3 separate regions of the Homo sapiens genome follow, and regions 1 and 2 are each linked to region 3. Evidence: chromatin contacts called from ENCODE Hi-C or POLR2A ChIA-PET data. All regions are on one chromosome and are shown on one strand. Each heading gives the region's core, a stretch centred on a gene start or an enhancer-like site at or near the end of the contact. The rest is flanking DNA. Distances are from core to core; before and after follow the strand shown. Region 1 holds the start of TP53BP1 (tumor protein p53 binding protein 1). Region 2 holds the start of SERF2 (small EDRK-rich factor 2). Region 3 holds the start of TTBK2 (tau tubulin kinase 2).

What was found. Hi-C counts contacts between places; a loop is a spot of excess contacts on that map. ChIA-PET counts read pairs that join two places held with the same protein, here RNA polymerase II (POLR2A). Pooled maps may share reads with other maps.
Region 1: a pooled map shows a loop between it and region 3 (6-fold over the local background). The contact joins the promoter of TP53BP1 here to the promoter of TTBK2 in region 3. A Hi-C loop is called at or near these places in 7 of 50 pooled maps. POLR2A ChIA-PET finds 5 or more read pairs at or near these places in 3 of 52 experiments (A673, GM10248 and OCI-LY7).
Region 2: a loop to region 3 is called in a pooled map, with 9 times the contacts of the local background. The contact joins the promoter of SERF2 here to the promoter of TTBK2 in region 3. A Hi-C loop is called at or near these places in 7 of 50 pooled maps.

The regions. Positions count from the first base shown.
Region 1 is chr15:43,491,783-43,494,482 of GRCh38, forward strand. It overlaps TP53BP1 (tumor protein p53 binding protein 1), which reads right to left and starts at 1,374. Exons shown (of 28, transcript NM_001141980.3): 1 at 1,255-1,374; 2 at 502-686; 3 at 220-313. The coding sequence starts at 1,261. RefSeq lists enhancers at 400-1,108, 1,109-1,815.
Region 2 is chr15:43,791,003-43,793,702 of GRCh38, forward strand. It overlaps SERF2 (small EDRK-rich factor 2), which reads left to right and starts at 1,318. Exons shown (of 3, transcript NM_001018108.4): 1 at 1,318-1,381; 2 at 1,973-2,081. The coding sequence starts at 1,375. It overlaps SERF2-C15ORF63 (SERF2-C15orf63 readthrough), which reads left to right and starts at 974. Exons shown (of 6, transcript NR_037673.1): 1 at 974-1,381; 2 at 1,973-2,081. MIR1282 (microRNA 1282) reads right to left here; the gene lies at 2,657-2,700. RefSeq lists enhancers at 813-2,012, 1,801-2,130, 2,466-2,700 and a silencer at 1,001-1,080.
Region 3 is chr15:42,919,383-42,922,082 of GRCh38, forward strand. It overlaps TTBK2 (tau tubulin kinase 2), which reads right to left and starts at 1,396. Exons shown (of 15, transcript NM_173500.4): 1 at 1,056-1,396. RefSeq lists enhancers at 714-1,214, 1,215-1,715, 1,918-2,017 and a silencer at 988-1,397.

The sequences.
Region 1 (2,700 bases), core at 124-2,623, 570 kb after region 3:
AAGACATTTACCAACAAACCTTAATACAAAATCAGGAATACAGACAATACCAATCTAATCAGTGACACTAGCACATCAACTTTTGAGTGACTACTACGCAGATACCACAGTAGGCTTCCTTACATACATTCGACACAACCACATAAAGTTTAAATCCACCCAGCACCAACAAGAGCACCCAAAAAATGCAAAGGGGACAGATAGCTTTAAACACCTCACCTGCAACCTTGTTTTCTTTCAAATGTTCATTGAACCCACTATTACCGTCTCCTCGTTCTTCTCCAGCTGTTTGTTCAGGATTGGACACAACATCCTAGAAAATACACATACAAAATATCCCCATTATATATGAAATAGTTCAAAATGAAACCTACTATTTGTGAACAATTTTTCCAATCAACTTTATTGAGAAGGTAATGATCTTCTAAATACTTATGTTTGCTGGTTTTCGGTTTAAAAAAAAAAATCTGCTCAATCTTCTTCAAACAAGGTATCACTCACCAACACAGGATTTTCTTTGTGCGTCTGGAGATTAGGAAGGTGTCGAGATAGCATACTGAAGTGAGAACCAGAATCATCCTCTAGAACCTGGCTTTCAGGCTGAGAATCTTCAATTATCAGGCAAGGAGTATCTTGCTGAGAGAAATCTGAATCCAACTGACTTCCAGTAGGGTCCATCTGCTCCCCTGGAATGGAATAACAAAAGATCAGTTCCGTGTAACCTACTAGCCTTGCTCACGCAGTCTAAACCTAAATAATGGGGCGGAAGTACAAGAGCTGGGAAACGGGACCACTTCAGGACTCCTCCAATTAGAATATTATATTTATAATTGCTGCAAGCACTTTCCTATCATGCCTACCAAGTCACCATTCCTCGTTATTTACAATAAGCCTGACTATCCCTCCCTATTTTTCATCACCTTCTCGTAGACACCCTTTCCCCTCCTTCCTAACCTCTTCTCTCCCCGCCCCTTTTTCCATCCCCCCCGCCACGTCCTTCTGGCGCCTCTACCTCCCCCCAAAAGAATGTTTTCTAAAATCTGTTCGCCAGAGGCCCCACAGCCTTTCAGCTTTCCTCACGACCACCAAGCCTTCTTAGCTAACGTTTCCCCACCCCCTCCTTAGGGCCCTCCAACCCCTTCCCCGTCACCGCCGCCATGCTTGCCACCCCGCCCCCTCCGGTCAGCCATCCCTTCAGACCCGAAATCCAGGCCTTCAGAGCCCACTGCACTCCCATTTCTCTCCAAACAGTACCAGGCATCCCGGCGGGAGGTCCCTCGCGCTCGAGCTAGAGGTCTCTGCACGCTCCCCAAGTCCCTCCAGATCGATCCCTAGGTCGCCGCTGTCGCCACCGCCGCCACCGGCCGCGAACTCCCCCTTTCCCGTCACGTCACACAATATCGGATCGTCCATTCGCTGCCGCCGCCCGCCACTCAAGAAATCCCGTGGATGATAGGTAGCTGCGGCAGAGTGCCCTGCCCCACGTAAGAAAAAGGAACACGGCGGCGCGTTTCCATGGCAGCATGGACGTTGCAGGCCCTCCCCTTTAGTAGAGCCGGAGAATGACGGTATCCTTGAACCGAAGGGACCTTGAGAGGGCGTGAAATACCTTCCCCTGCTTCCAGGACGATTGCATTTACCACTACTCAGACATTTCAGTACCTCTACCTGCTTTTTCTCGTTCACGCCCCTTAATCCCCGTCCCTCACCCTCTTTCCTGGAAAAGGAGAGAGTTTCCCAGCTTTCTCATAACAGGGCAAAGAAGAAGCGGCTTGAGGATGGCTAGGTACTTCAGAGCTGGTGAACCCAACAGAAGAGACTCTTTCTTCTTTGACACAGGGTTAACCTGTGTCAATCAGGATCCCTTTTGTGGGCCTCTACCCTGAATCCAAGGGCCTGACATTACATCTCTGCCAGGGCGTTTTTAGTATTTGTTTGTTTTTACATTGTATAAGGGCTCCAGTAAGCCATATTTCTTCCCATTGCCCTTTTCCGCCTAGGACGTATTTCAAGCTTCACACTTGTTTATCGTTGCCTTATCTTTTATGGGATTGCCTGCAGAGACTACAGCCCCAGACATATTTTGCACCTCCCATTGAGAGAATTGAGCACTGTCATTCTCAAACTCCATGGTAAAGAGAACAGCTGCCACCCCTTCTAACTAGATGACCTCAAAGATACTTCCAAACCCAGAGATTCTATTATCCTAATTATGGTGCCAGGGTCTTAAAGAGGGTGTGGCAGCTGTGACGAGTCTTAATGAACTAAGCCCCATGTGGCATATGTGTTTGTTTTGTTGTTGTTGTTGTTGAGGGGTGGGGGTATATTATTTAAGTGGCAGTTGGATCCAGGATAGAATTCTAGCCAGAGCAGCTGTCAATAGGGAAAGCACCTAGCACAGTGCCAAACATATACATAGTAGGCATTCAATATGAGGCAGTTTTCTCTTTCTACCCCAGGCTCAGATTTATTTCGGCACAGCCCAACCATGATTCTCCATTTCTGTAAATGCCCAATTCAGCACGTGATATAGGCAAAGCTGAAGTGGAGCTTCCTACCAGTCTTCTCACTGCTGCTATAAATTACAGTGATCCTATTTTCCAAACCAAATTCAAAGCATGTTGTCTGAATACACGTTACTTATGGGAACAAAAGGACTGACTCCTTGAAACTGTCCTGAAAAATCTAGAATCTATTACT
Region 2 (2,700 bases), core at 68-2,567, 870 kb after region 3:
CGTGATCCACCCGCCTCTGCCTCCCAAAGTGCTGGGATTACAGGCGTGAGCCACCTTGCCCAGCCTTTCTTATTAACTCTTTTTTTTTTGAGATGCAGTCTCGCTCTGTCGCCCAGGCTAGAGTGCAGTGGTGCGATCTCGGCTCACTGCAAGCTCCATCTACCGGGTTCACGCCATTCTCCTGCCTCAGCCTCCTGAGTAGCTGGGACTACAGGCGCCCGCCACCACGCCCGGCTAATTCTTATTAACTTTTTTTTTAGACGGGATCTCGCACTGTCGCCTGGGCTGGAGTGCAATGGCGCGATCTCGGCTCACTGCAACTTCCGCCTCCCGGGTTCAAGCGATTCTCCTGCCTCAGCCTCCCAAGTAGCTGGAATTACAGGCGCGCCACCACGCCCGGCTAATTTTTTGTATTTTTAGGGTTTTCACCATTGTTGGTCAGGCTGCTGGTCTCGAACTCCTGACCTTCTGATCTGCCCACCTCAGCCTCCCAAAGTGCTGGGATTACAGGCGTGAGCCACCACGCCCGGCCCTCCAGGGTCTTAATACAAAACCGGGTGGCTGGTGGCGATGGTACAGTAAGAAAAGCTCCAGAGGGGAAAAGCGAATATGTGAATTATCTAATCTCAGCCACTGATCCAACTCCATAGTCTGTGACTTTTGGAGTCCTCCAATACTTCCAAGCTGCATGTTCACATTTAAAGTTTCTGGGGGAAAACGAACAGGGTAGAGTTTTAGGAAATACCAGATGTTGCTGCGATTTTCTACAGTGAAGGGGCGTGGAAGGGGACAATGGGAGTAGAAGCGGGTTTCTGAAGTTGTGTTTGTACTTGATTTTAAGCGAGCTGTGAACAACTCGTGTCCAAATAAGTGGCTGAGAGGTGGTCCTAAGTAAGCACAAGTTTAGTAGTAGAGTACTCGTAACACAGAACTGGCTGAAACCCCGCCCTCTTGTCTACGGGCGTTCTTTCAGGGCGACTTTGTCAGTACCCCAAACTGTCCCCGCATGAGGTCACTCTGCACGGTCACGTGCTCGAGCCCGCGGGAGCGCCACATCGCCAGCCGCACCCCTCCACCCCCAACCTGCCCACGTGACCCGGCCTAGTTTCTCCAGGCCCGTCCCTACGTCTCACTCGGGAAGCCCCGCCCCACGCTGAGCGCTCCGCCTGCGACCCTCCGCCACTTACCCACCCCGGCTCAAGCACGACCCGTGGATCCACGTGCTTTTTCTTGTCCAATGGGAGCCGGCTCCCGGGCGCGAAGGGGCGGGGAGGAAAGGAACGACTGTGCTACGTTGCCAGAAGGGGCGGGACCTGCAACGTCCGACAGAACGAGGGGACGTAACGGAGGCAGGTTGGAGCCGCTGCCGTCGCCATGACCCGTGAGCACCGAGCCCCCTTCTCCTTGCCCTTTTCTTTCCGTTCACCCTAAACACCACCGGCGAGGCGCCGGCTTTGACCTTCCGTAGCTTCCCTAGCAAGGCGTTTCTCTGGGCGCGCTCTGTGGCCACCCTCACACTCGGTGCCCGGAAATCGAGCCCTTTGCCCACGGCTACTTCACGGGACCACCCTCCCGGGTTAGGCATAGGCCCTCCCGGATCTTCCGCGGTGTAAGGAGAAGGCCAGCGCCCCTGTGATAGGCCCAGAGCCCCCACTCCACAAGCCAGCCCATCCCCCACGGAGACCCAAACCGTCCACACACACCTTGCCAGCTGTTTGGGCCCCACGCCGCCCCAAAACACGCCTCCAGCTGGCCCCTTGGGACCTCCCTTCTCTAGTCCGTATTTTGACCTGGCCCGTGGCAGATTCGCCACTCCCCCCTACCCCAAGCAGCCTGGGCCTCGATGGGCCGTTGTCGGGGCCCGGAGATTGAAGTGGTGTTGGATCCTGCTGCTGGCCGCGCTGGGGTAGAAGGGTCGCCGGTGTGTGGGCAGAGCGGCCCCCGCGTCTCACCTTTAATTTTCTTTCCTTAGGCGGTAACCAGCGTGAGCTCGCCCGCCAGAAGAATATGAAAAAGCAGAGCGACTCGGTTAAGGGAAAGCGCCGAGATGACGGGCTTTCTGCTGCCGCCCGCAAGCAGAGGTAGCCCCAGGGAGGGGAGGGAAAGGGACGGTGGAGACCTGGGTTAGACCAAGGGTTATAGAAGGAAAGAGAGCTACCTCAGGGCTTGAATGTGGACTAGTCGTGAGGAGCAGAGTGCATTGCTTCCTCTAGGGTTTTATTTCCTCCCCACCCTCCAAATTGTTAGCTCACAGCCTTACAGGAAAGGACGGGGGCGGGCGCCTGCCCTCAGTCTGATTTCTGAGCGTCCCTGGGTCTGACCTTAAGGGCAAGGGCAGGGAGCTTCACATTTCAAATACAGTTGTGGTTACGGCAGCCCAGTACTTTTGGCCCTCCTTGCTGTTCGGTTCTCCTCCCTTCTCCCAACCTCCTCACTGGTGTTGCTGGGTGTGGTCCTCAATACAGAATAGAGACCCTTGGGCCTGTGTCACCAGACTTCTGACCCCTTGGGCAACAGCCAGATGGAGACTGGTCGCCTTTTGAGCCTCAGCTCTCTTCCTCTTGTTCTCCTAGGGTGGGAGTACAGCAGCCAAACGCTGAACTTAGTCCCATCCACTTCCATCTTATCCTTTGTGCCCTTCATCCCCCTGCATCTTGTCCTTTTTGCCCTCTGGTACCTCCCAGTGCCCCATCATCTCTA
Region 3 (2,700 bases), core at 146-2,645:
TTCCATTTAGCCAAAGGTACACAGCCAACACATCTTTGTGTTATACTGTGGCAAATCAGGGTTTAGATACCAATGCAACTATTATCAATGGCTCAGAACCAAACATTGTTAACAAAACACACTGAGTGGATCCTCCCTCTGCGTGTGTGTCTACATGTGCCCATTCATAACATGACCCTCCTACACACACAGAAACTCAATTTCTACTGAATTACAAAACATCTTCACATTATTAGAAGTGTATAATAAAACTGTCCTCTTTAATGTTCAAAGAAAGAATAATTTCTAAAGCGATGAGAGAGAAGAGTTAATACCAGGATTGCTGCTACCCATCAACTTTAATTCAAAGCAAAGTACAACTCAATGTCATTTTTACCTCTACTGTAGCCTCGACGGATACAAAATTAACTTCGCTGTAGAATAAAGTATCCTGGCATCCCAATGGATTATTTACTTCTCCGATTTGACAGAACATATACGTGAGTCTTTTGTCCCTCCCACAGCATCCCAGGGTGTCAACATCATCTCTGCCACAGCAAATGACGAGCAAATCCCTCAGATCATTACTTCAGCACCCTAAGTACAAGAAAGTCGCGGCCTTCACTGTCGTTACAACACAGCAAACAGATTCAGTAGTCCCATGTTCCTTTCCATGATAGTTGGGGAGGCGGGGTGGGAAATAAGCGCTCAGATTTCCTAGGAATCCTTCGTGTTCGGTGCTGGTACCAGAAGTGGCATGGGTACAAGTGATATGTGGGTCACCCACAGAGAGAGACGCAGAACGAAGCTTCGTGACCCTCCAAGTTCAGTGAAGACACCCAAAGCCTGGGGCAAAACGAGGCGGCAGCCTTCGGGGAAATCGGGCAGAACCAGAACGATCTCCGAGATGGAGAGTGACGGGGTCTGGCACGAGCCCCGGGCTTGCAGCGAACTGAAAGTCCCCGGTACCCCTCCCCTCCTCAGCAGGCTCGGTCACTCGGCGAGGGGTGCGGCCGGAGGAGGGGGTCGAGACTGGGGGAGGGCGGCGCCCTGGGGGGTCGGGGGGTGTGTCCTACCTGGGCCGTGGCGGACGCAGGGGTTTCTGGAGGAGGGCTCTGGTCCAGCTCAGGACCGGGACCGGCGGGGGTTAACCCTCGGCAGGCGGGACCGCCACTGCCTGCCCATCCCCCACCGCCGACTGCGGCGGGACCCGAGCGCGGCTTCCAGGGCCGGCCGGCTGGGTAGTCCCCTGGGGTACCGTCCGCGTTTACTGGCGGCGGCGGCGGCGGCTGCTGCTGCTGTTACTGCTGCTGCCGGCTCCCCCAAGCCGCTGCTCTTGTGCCAGCACCTGCTCCCCCTCCTGCCGCCGCCGCCGCCTCGTCCCCACCGCTCCCATCGCCGCTGCGGCGACTACTGCAGAGCCCGCTGACCCGACCCGACGTTATTCTCCCCCCTCGTAACCCGACACAGCCTAGCCCACCTGCCCTGCCAGCGCGCACGCCCACCTCTCCGCTACAGGTGCTGATTGGAGAGTGCGTTCCGAACTCGCAGCGTCGGTTGGCTAGTCCCATTGCCTATCACGAAGGGGGCGGAGAGTCGGGCAGAAACCGTCTCCGCCCCCCACCGGAGAATTGCCGCTATCTTCAGGTTTGCCTGAGAGGGCGAGTTACCGGGAAAGGAGCATCACAATGGCAGCGCGCATGCGCCTAGGAATTCTGGGCCTCGTAGTTCCAGCCATAGCCGCAACTCCCCGCCTGTCCCGAGGAGAGAAGTAGGGCTTCCGAGACAAGTAGTTTGCGCACATAGGTGTTCTCCTAGCGTGACAGTTAAATTGGTTATAGAGGGATGGTTGGGACCCCATGGTTGGGCTTTTCGGAATAAAATCGGAAATGCTTTGTCACGATACGAAATTACACACTGAGGCAGTCGCGATGAAGGGCCCAAATCGTGAGGCCCTGCAAGCCTTAAGGATCCATCCTCTTCCTCAGCATCAGCGCTGACAGCATCCCGCAAATTGGCGCCGTCCCCAGAACCGCCTAACGTGAAGCTAATCATCTTTGGGGGACTGGGGAAGGGCCTTAGGTGTGACGAGGAAAGGAGATGGGCACTTCCATAAACGAATGTCAACTTGGAGACCGGAGTGTCCTTACGGTTTCACAACCCAAGAACAAGATTTCATTCCCTTTGTGAAACACCACCAGCTAAAGACTCAATGGCCAGCCCCGGTGCACACCAGTATGCGATGCTGAGCAAGTGTATGCGGGAGGTGCTCAAAGACTTTCAAAGAAAAGCGAGGAGGGCGGAGCAAGGACGCTGTGCAGGATGCGTTTCTATTTAGTGTTGTGTCAGTCGCTTTGGCGAAGGAAAACCTTAAGATTAAGCACCTCTCCCATCTTTGCCCACCAGTGTACAGTAGAGAAAACACATGAAAAACGCTAAACAGCTTTCCTAAGGCTATAAACTAATCAGTGGCAAAACCAAAACTCAGGTCTCTCATACGCCCCACATCTAATGTCCTTTCTACTTAAGAATCACAATGATCCCCAGGGTTCTGCCATGAATGGAAAGAATGTAATGAATTATGAACTTCATTTTTACTTTAAATCCTTTTCTTCACTCAAGTGACATTGTCATTAAAGCTGATTAAGAATATAGAAAGGTAAATGACTAATCCTATATTCAATCTTGGAACTGTTCCTATAGAATCTGTTTCTTCTTGCT